2 separate regions of the Mus musculus genome follow, and region 2 is linked to region 1. The links are chromatin contacts, found by Hi-C or POLR2A ChIA-PET in ENCODE. All regions are on one chromosome and are shown on one strand. Each heading gives the region's core, a stretch centred on a gene start or an enhancer-like site at or near the end of the contact. The rest is flanking DNA. Distances are from core to core; before and after follow the strand shown. Region 1 holds the start of Iqcn (IQ motif containing N). Region 2 holds the start of Arrdc2 (arrestin domain containing 2).

Region 1 (4,662 bases), core at 367-2,866:
TTGAGTGTGTGTTTCCTTGTGTTGGTTTTTTAAAGAAACGGGAAGAAGAAAAAAAAAACCCTCTCCCCTCCCCCCCCCCCCGCTCTCTCTCCTCCCGACACCATCCCCTCTCTTTTTGTTTGGTTTTGTTTTGCTACGAGTCCACATTCCTGTTCCGTAATCCTTGGTTCGCCGGTTTTGTGTTTTCAGTAAAGTCTTCGTTACGCCAGCTTGGCTGTCCGCCTCCTTCTTCCCCCGCCTGGGCTGAGGGTGGGCGGGGCTAGCCCTCTCCCATCCCCCTCCCTCCTCCTCTAACCTCTTTCCTCCCCTTCTTCCCCCCCCCCCTGGGGGGGGGGAACGCGGCGTGGGCGCGGGCCGTGCCTGCACATCTGCTGCGCAGCGAGCGCCACCTAGGTGCACGCTGTCGGCCCAGGTCCAGGTGGCACCAGGACGCAATCCTGGACTAGCCTATCAATTTAGCTGGTATATCCTTTAGGAAGAAGAGTGACTACATGGGAAGGGGCAGAAGGAAGTGCTTACAAGCTTGGGGCCTCCGGGATTCATCCATACAGAAAAGAGCTGGGCTTGCAGCCTGTGCTCACTAGATTTTATTCGCCTTTGTTGGTTTCAAAGGGTACCTCAGACCCAGAGCCTTCTCTGCAAGTCTATGTGGGAGCCTAGAATCATGTAGGTGCATTTAAATATCTCCCTGACACGCCCCCTTCTCGCAGCACCTGCTCTATTTTGAGGAAACAATATTCAGCGAAGTAAAGCAATTGTCTTGAGTCACATAGCATCTTTATTTTTGAGACAAGGATACTTCATGTAGTCTTGACTGTTCTGGAACTTTCTATGCAGACCAGCCAGAGCTCCCCCTGCCTCTGCTTCCTGAGTGCTGGGGTTAAAGGTATGTGCCATCACACCTGCCTGTTTCATCTCCGTTTTCAGTGCCCTGGGCTTAGAGCAGATTAATCAAGGTCGTCCAGCTCAGCCCAGTGGGAACATCTGACCCTAGGTCTCGTCTCCCCTCCCCTCCCCCATGTTATATATACAGTTTCCTGTCAGCCCTGGCCACTGCTGTTGAGACCCTGGGTCTTGAGGCTCTCAGGGTGTCACTGTGGGTGATAGGTCACATGGTAAGTCCCAGTGGGTGGCAGGTGTCCCTAGACAGCTGCTGAGTGCCTGCCTGCCCGCCCTGAATGGAACTCTTGTGGGTCCAGCTTGGTTCTGGCATCATCCTAACATTTGGGAGGCCGAGGCGGGAGACTCCTCAATCCTAGACCAGCCCAGGCTACACACCCTGTCTAGTAAGACTAAAGCTAGTAATGAAAAGGCTTGAACATAGGTTCCCTGGATGCTGGGATGACAATCTAGTTCATACAGTGTGAGGATGGAGCCCAGGGCTGAGTTTCCTGGGCAGGCACTCTCCTGAGCTTCGGGCACATAAGAGTTCCAGCTTGGGTACCATGGTGGAGTTTTGCAGCAGCTATGAAAGCTATACTCTTCCTTTGTGGGCCTCTATCTTATGTGCTCTGAAAAGGGGGTGTCCTGATCTTGGTTCCCCTCTTCCCTGTCCCTCTCAGGGCCAAGATGATTATTATTATTGTTGTTTTGTGGGTTTTTTTTTTTTTTTGAGACAGGGTTTTTCTCCTGTAGCCTTGGCTATCCTGGAACTCACTTTATAGACCAAGCTGACCTCAAACTCAGAAATCCTCCTGCCTCTGCCTCCCAAGTGCTGGGATCAAAGGTGTGTGCCACCACTGCCCAGCTGGGCCAAGATTATTGTACCCCTATTACACAGCAGTGGCCCAGAAACCTGTTCTACAGGCTGTGAACAGCATAGTAGAAATTTGAACTCTGACCTCTCCTTTGGCCCTTGAAATGTTGGGATACCATGTACACCAGTGTCTGCAGTGTTCTGCTTTTGTAGTGTTAGATGGAATCTGGATCTTTATAAAGATTTGTGTTGTTTGAGATGATGTCTTACTGTATAGCCCAGACTGGCCTCGAACTCAGTTTTTCCCACCTCTGGGACTAAAGGCATGTGCCACCACAGCGGCCCAATGAGGTTTTGTTGATGTTGGGAGTGTTTCCAGTCAGCTGATCAGAGCCAGGCTGGGCCCTGCAAGCCTGTGACTTAAGCACTTGCAATGTAGAGGCAGAAGGGCCATGAGTTTCAGTCCAGCCTGGGGTATATAAGGAGCCTATCTCAAAACACCAAGGACTCTTGACAGAGCACATCATGTGCCCAGGGGGCCTGGGCTCAGAGTTCTGTTCCCCAGCATTGAAAGGCTGGCTCTGCAATTCAAGTACATTTCTTTCCCTGAGTCTCATCTAGCACATGGGCTAAGACCACCATATCTAGGTGCCCAAAGAAACAAAAGGCTCACTAGAAGTGCTCACAACAGCTAAAGGACAGAGGAGAGAGGCAGGGAAAAGCCACAGGGTTGTATGTCTGCTCTTTGCATAGAGGCCTTGTTCTAGTAGCCCCTTGGCCAGGCGAAGTGGTTCTGGCTTGAGCCTGCTGTGCATAGGCCAAGGTGTGTGTCAGCCTTGGCTGGAGCATCTATGACTCACACTGGGTATGAGCCCAGCCTGGGGAGGTGGCCCAGAACATTGGCTTCACTCCATCTGCCCCCTCCTAGGGCTGTGGCTCACACTGCATGACCTTTTATTTTTTTCTACACAGGGTCTCCATATGCAGCCCAGGCTGGCCTGGAACTCACCAAAATCCATAAACTCTCGGTGCTTGACTGTTGCAGGCCATATGAAGCTTTGCACGTGTCTTTTCATGCCCTCCAGGAGATGTCTCCAGGACATCTTGGAGGCTCAGCAGCTATGTCAGGTGGTGACAGAACTCCCTCCAAACACAAGGCAAGAGGGGGGAAGGCTAGCTCTATGCTCAGAGCCCTAATTTTCCTTCCCTGTTGGACCATCAGGACAGCTCAGATCCTCTTGTCCTGTCAGGGGCCCCAGTTCCAAGCTCTAGAACCCTTTCCCCTAAATGCTGCTGGGGATTGGTCGGAACTCACCTGGAGTCATAAAGACATTTGGGTGCCCCGGTTCCCAAGGCTGGCTGTCAGGGCTGGTGGCTTCAGCTCTGGGGATAGGTGAGTGGGCTGGTGGGGGTACCACACTCTGTCACCCAGCTCTTGCCAAGAATGTCTGCATTCTCTGGACTGCGGTAGGTAGCTAGGCCCTTAGAGATTGTATTTGGGTCCCTCAAGCCATGATGGTACTGTCCCTTGGGCACCAACCCTGTGAGCCTGTTTTCCTTCTCCAGCACCAAGGTAGGGTGGGCTTGCTCTGTGTGACTAAGATGGAGCAGAGGGGTCTCAGAGATGTGCTCACAGGCATCCCTAGACCACTGCCCTGGTGCCCCTCCATTTCCTCTCCGATCCCCACACCATAACCCTGTTTCTCCCCCTCTGAACTCTTATCAGGCCCTGTATCACCTGGTGGCTTTCCTTTTCTTTTTTAAATAGGGCCTTATGTAGCCCAGGGAAGCCTTGAACTTACTGTGTAGGTGGGGTTACCATGAATTGTGCTCCCCATGGTCCAAGCCCCACTTTCCCTGTGACATGGGCATCATGGTCTGATGACAATCGCTGATTGTGAGCCTGCTGACAGCTCCTCCTAGCATGCTGGGGTTTTGTCTCACAGGTGTCTCTGTACACATGAGTGTTCTGGGATTTGGATGAAAATTTGGGTTGCAGAGGTCACAGAATGGGGGCTCAGTTGCTGACCTCATGCTGGCTCATTGTTGAAGCCAGGGGTGTCTTGAGGGCCTGGGGGACACGGTGACCGCTCCAGGACCGAGGACATCCCTGGGACCTGTCCTGAAGGAGAGGGCTGTGGTCACCCTTGTTGACTGGAGTCAGCGAGCCAGGTTCTGCTGTGGACCCTGTAGTGACCGTGGACAGGTAACCGCACTTCTGGAACTCGGTTTTTCTTTCATTTTTATTAGACAGGGTGCTACTATGTAGACCAGGTTAGCCTGGAATTCACAGAACTCCATCTGCCTCTGCCTCCTCACCACATGCCTGGCACCATATTGTTTTTTGAGATAGGTTCTCACTGGCCAGTGGCCAGTTCGTCAAGACAGAGTGAGTAGCCAGTCCCAGGGACCTTGCCTTTACCTCCACAGCTCTGGCTTATAAACATGAGGTTTTTCATTGTTGTTGTTGTTGTTGCATAAGACAGGGTCTCAATGTATATCCCTGGCTGTCTTGGAAGTTGCTATGTAGCCTCAGACTCACAGAGACCTGCCTACCTCCACACAGCTTTTCTGTGTTCTCAGGCTAGTCTGGCCAACATGGTACTGTAGTTCTGAGCTGTTCTAACCTCTGCCTGTTCCTGTGTGGTGCACACGGGGCTTGAGAGGGGCTCAGGGCTATTCTTATGGAGGACCTGAATGGTTTCCAGAGCCCAGAGGCTCACAACATTCTGTAATCACAGTTCCAGGAGCCATCCTCAGACCTCTGGGGACACCTGCATGCACACAGCAGTGTCCTCATCAGTCTCTGTGTTGTGATGAATTTCATGCCCGAAAGCAATTAGGAAGGGGAGGGTCTGTCAGGCTTACACTTCACACCCATTGAGGGATGTTAGGGCAGGAACTCCCACAGCCCAGGAACCTGGAGGCAGGAGCTGATGCAGAGGCCACAGAAGGGACTGCTTACA
Region 2 (5,129 bases), core at 1,129-3,628, 140 kb after region 1:
TCCGCAAAGATAGGGATGACCTCGCCTACAGCAGACAGCAGCTTGCCTCAGTTTCCCCACTACCGATTACCCATTCCAGCTGCACACAGCTCCCCATGTTACCTGGAGTGTAGCCTTTGCGGTCAATCTTGGCCGAGAGGGACACGAGGCCACGTGTGCAGTACCAGGATCGTGCCACCTTCTCCCGGGCTCCAGCCTGGGGTTCCTAGGGAGACACCAAGTGCATTTTGAGCACTGGGCACACCAAGGGTCATTTTGAGCACTGGGCACTTGGAGACCTGAGTCTTATAGAAAGACTGAGACAAGCGGGCTGTTTTAAGTTTTGACCAGATACCCCCAAATAACATAACCCTGTCTCTTTTTATGTTTGTTTGTTTGCTTGTTTGTTTTCGAGACAGGGTTTCTCTGTGTAGCCCTGGCTGTCTTAGAACTCACTTTGTAGACCAGGCTGGCCTTGAACTCAGAAATCCACCTGCCTCTGCCTTAAAGGCGTGCATCACCACTGCCTGGCCAACCCTATCTTAGGAAGCCAAAAGTTGAATAAAAATTAAAAATAAGCCAGGCGTGGTGGCGCACGCCTTTAATCCCAGCACTTGGGAGGCAGAGGCAGGCAGATTTCTAAGTTCAAGGCCATCCTGGTCTACAGAGTGAGTTCCAGGACAGCCGGGGCTACACAGAGAAACCCTGTCTTGAAAAAAACAAAATAAGTAAATAAATAATAAAAACAAGACTAGATGTGGTGGCACCTATCTTTAGTCCCAGCAGGTATATTTCTATGGGCTTAGTTAGGGCCAGCCTGGTCTACTCAGTGAATCTCAGACCAGCCAGGATTACACAGAGAGAGACCTTTCTAAAATTAAAAAAAAAAAAAAAAGTCGGGCAGTGGTGGCACATGCCTTTAATTCCAGCACTTGGTAGGCAGAGGCAGGCAGATTTCTGAGTTCGAGGCCAGCCTTATCTACAAAGTGAGTTCCAGGACATCCAGGGCTATACAGAGAAACCCTGTTTCAAAAAAACCAAAACAAAACAAAACAAAAAACAAAAACAAACAAGAAAAGAAAAAGAAATAAAGCAAAACCCAAAACCAGTAAAGACAAAAGCAAACACAAAAACAAAAATAGCCCTATCATATCCTGCTTTCCAAATGGGGTATCTGAGGCTGGGAAAGAGCAAGATACCTTCCCAGAGGCACACAGCAGGTGAGCACCCTCAGAATTTGCACTTACCTATAGTGGGTTTTAAACTCACCACTAACTCCTGGCTCCCTGTTACAGAGGTCATTTGAGACCCTCAAATCTAAAAGGTGTCAAGCAGCCAGGCTGGACCCCAACCCCCATGGGGCAGCCACTTGCCAGCAGGGCAGGTGTGTTTATGTCCACAGGTTCAATGACAGTGAACACCTTCCGGGCGCAGCGTGCAGGGACCCATGGCCGGTGCAGAGTGGCTTTGATGGAATAGCGGACGCTGCCGTGTTTGCCCTCGAAGGATGTCACCAGGGAGCTGGGGTGGCAAGAGTGGGTAATCAGAGGATCACTATCAGGAGATAGTGGGGTGAAGGGCATACAAGAGGGATGTCCCGAGAAGTCAGGGCTGAGGGAACCCTAGATGCCCAGCCAGAAGGCGACAGTGGGGCTTACATAGGCAGCTGGAAGCTGAAGGGAAACTCGTGGCGTCCAGCGGGAAGCGTGGCGATATCCCCCGAGTCTAGGAACAAGACCCGGGGCTCAGCGGACGTAGGCCTGGGAATCGCATGCTCGGTGCGCCCCAAAAGGTCCCCAGCCCGTACCTGGCGCGAGCAGCGTGGCGCGGTGGTTCACGACTTCCACGCGCTCGCTGTAACTCTGAGTATAAGCAGTGCTGGAGCCCGCGCTGCGCGACTCCGTCCAGTGCGCGCGCGCGCGGCCCCGAGCGCGCAGCCTGAGCGCGCCCACGCGTGCCGCGCCCGCAAGCTCCAACAGTACCCGGCCTGCCACGGCCTGGCCTCCGTGGAACACGGGCTCGGTGCCCGTGCGCGCCCCGTCTATCTCTACTACGAACGCCTTCACCTTATCGAACAGCATTGCGGTGACGGTCGCGAACCCAAAAAAGAGATCGGCCAGGTGCTCGAACCCGCGAAAAGAAAGAGCTAGAGACTGCGAACGCAGCGGGCTCGAACTACGTACACACACAAGCGGGACAACAGGACGGAAGACCGCTGGGGACCCGCAGCTGCGTCGCACTTATAGGACGGTTGGAGGGCGGGGCCTGAGGAGAAGACCGCACCTACCGGAAGAGACTCCGCAAACACAGCAGTAGGGAACGGGACCCCAGAAAAGACTAGGCCAATAGCGCGGCGAAGGAATGGCCTGAGGAGAAAGCCACACCTTCAGGAGAAGACTCCACCAATAGCGCGCTGAGGAGGCGGGGCCTGAAAAAGCCTGGTTCTGCTGAGAGAATTAGGCCAAAGGCTCCACGAGGGCGGTGGCCTGATAGAAAGCTCCCCCCCCTACAAGGGACCAGGCCAATAGCGTGTGAAGGGCGTGGTCTGAGGGGGCAAAATCAGCTCCTGCGAGAAAGTCAGTAGCATCGAGGGGCGGGGCGGGGCGGGGCGTTAGAGAAAGCCTCGCCTACCGGAAAGAACTTCACCAATAGCGCGGTGGGGCGTGGCCTCACGAGGCTCCAGACAAAATAACCCTTGCTTGGTTCTGAACCGGAGCCTAAGTGGGAGGTGCTGCAGCGCGGCTCTGCCGCCTTAGGTCTCGCAAATACACAAACAAGGAAGCCCAGGAATAGGGAAACTGGTCTTAGTCACCCAGCGTGACAACTGTCACTATTTTTTTTTTCTGTTGCTTTTTGAGACGGGTTCTCATGTAGCCCAAACTTACCTGGGACTTGAGACAGTCCCCCTGCTTCTGTTTACAAGATTGGCCAGTAGTTTTGTGTTCCCTTGGCTAGTCTGGAACTCACTGTGTAGACCAGGCTGGCCTTGAACTCATAGAGGCGAGGTTGCCACTGCTTCCCGAGTGCTGGAATTAAAGCTCAAATCGGATTTCTGAACCCGAAAGCTTTATTTTCTTCTGAGGCCAAGTCTCACATAGCCTCCAATGCATCTCGTACTCTAACCAAGCCCGATGTTGAATTTGCCATCCTCCACCAGTCTTCCAGAGCTGACTTGATAGGCGTTTGCCTTAGTACCTGACTGTTTCTTAAACTTAAAAAAAAAAAGATTTATTTATTTGTATATGTATATGAGTACACTGTAGCTGTCTTCAGACACACCAGAAGAGAGCCATTACAGATGGCTGTGAGCCACTGTGTGGTTCCTGGGAATTGAACTCAGGATCTCTGGAAGAGCAGTCTGTGCTCTTAGCCACTGAGCCATCTCTCCTGCCCGGCCTGGCTTTTTCTTATGTTTTCAGACAGGATCTCACACTGTAACCCAGGCTGCCCGGGAACTCAAGGCAATGGAACTCCGGTGTCAGCCTCTTAGATGCTGGGTTCGCAGGTGTGTCCACTAGGCCAGAACCTCCCAGCTTAATCATCAACTCGCTGCCGCCTGCAGACCTATCTGGGGCACCTTTTTTCAGGCCCATTGTTTCCGGCGATGCGAATTGGTGGGGACAGGGAAGTGTTGGTCCTTTCCCCCCCCCCCCGCATTGGGCACCCCCATTCAACCTAAAGGACCCTGGCAAGGGACAAGGAGGATGTGCCTCAATTTCCACTTCCATAAGGCCTAGGGGAACTTAGTCCCTCAGATCCAGAAAGGGATTGCCGTGCATAGGCAGCAAATCCAGGAGACTCTGATATTTTGAGTCAAGGGCTGCAGTGTACCTGGGGATAGGGAGACCCTTCTGGAATGTAACAGGAAGAATTGCTCCTGCAGGGAAACCTGCCCGGCATTTGTAGACACGGGCACCCCCTGGTGGACATGGGATGTACTGCGGCTCGTATTCACTCCTGAGCCCAGCTGTGTGAACGAACACAGGTTCACAGCCTTATGAACCAGGCTGCAGCACCCCCTGCCCGCAGCCTGGAGAGGACAAGGCGGCCTGGAGGACCAGAGAAGTCCCACAGGTCTTGGACTAAAGAAAAGTGCGGGAATTGAAGACGCCCCCTCCCAGAGTGAGTGTACCACACAGATAAGTCTCGGAGACCAGAGAGAGGGTTTGGCCTTCGCCTGGAGTCACGGAGTAAGTCACACCCCACCCAACCCCACCCCACCCCGTGTGTGTTAGAGGAAGTCCTCAGTGAAAGTCTGGGTGGCTTCAGGATTTCCTTTGAGTCACCTGGAGAAAAAAGTTTCAACGGGGTCTCTTCCTGGCCCACTGGACAGACGCTGACTTCCTTCATCCAACTGAGGATTTATCTGTTTAGAGCAGCTGGAAGCAGATGTGGGGCCCCGCTTCTGACCTGCCTATTTCACGGTCCGGCATAGTGAAGCCTGGCTTAGCTGAGTGAGTGAGTGAGGGGCAGGGAGCCCAGAGACACCACATCTGCCCTGCAGGCACACAGCAAGGCTCAGGGATAGGAATGCCCTAGGGGTCTCATAAGTGAACTGGGAGGGGTTATGACCCGGATTCACAGTGGAATGTCTTCCATTGCAGTCTGCCACAGGCTCCTTCCCAGTGGGAGAGATTCCCTTCCTATCCACAAACACCATCAGACCCGCCCCCACTTCAGGGACAGACCCAGAGTAGCAGACAAGGCAAGGTAAACTGAGACAGAATTCGGGGTGCACACACGAGAAGCTTCTTTGAGAATCGGGACCCCCTCACCTGGAGGTCCTAAACAGGAGACTCTCTAGCCCATCCTGGGTTTCCACAGATCCTGAATCCCCTGCTTTAATTGGGAGTGTTCCACTGTCAACCTCTATTTCTAGGTTGTCACAGGCCTGAAATAGGGACATAGTCCAGGCAGGAGGACTTCATCCAGGATAGATGGGCGTCCCTATGTGAAATCCTAACTCTGGGAGCCCTTATGATTTTTGTGACAGTATATGTTAGCTCAGGCTACCCTCAAATTATGAGGCCCTGATCCTCCTGCCTCAGCTCCCCAGTGCTGGAATGACAGATATGTGCAGCCACATCTAACTTTTTAAGAAAAGTCTTGAGAAAGGGTCTCTCTGTGTAGCTCTGGCTGGCCTTGAGCTT

What was found. A loop is a pair of places that touch in the nucleus more often than their neighbours do. ChIA-PET counts read pairs that join two places held with the same protein, here RNA polymerase II (POLR2A).
Region 2: POLR2A ChIA-PET joins it to region 1 with 42 read pairs in Patski. The contact joins the promoter of Arrdc2 here to the promoter of Iqcn in region 1. A Hi-C loop is called at or near these places in 11 of 37 maps with a recorded cell type or tissue (CH12.LX, CH12F3, T-helper 17 cell and 6 more). POLR2A ChIA-PET finds 5 or more read pairs at or near these places in 4 of 5 experiments (Patski and embryonic stem cell).

The regions. Positions count from the first base shown.
Region 1 is chr8:70,700,409-70,705,070 of GRCm38, forward strand. Iqcn (IQ motif containing N) reads left to right here and starts at 1,617. Exons shown (of 4, transcript NM_001370847.1): 1 at 1,617-3,163. It overlaps Jund (jun D proto-oncogene), which reads left to right. Exons shown (of 1, transcript NM_010592.5): 1 at 1-208.
Region 2 is chr8:70,837,342-70,842,470 of GRCm38, forward strand. Arrdc2 (arrestin domain containing 2) reads right to left here and starts at 2,379. Exons shown (of 8, transcript NM_027560.1): 1 at 1,787-2,379; 2 at 1,638-1,704; 3 at 1,353-1,500; 4 at 103-205; 5 at 1-25. The coding sequence starts at 2,060.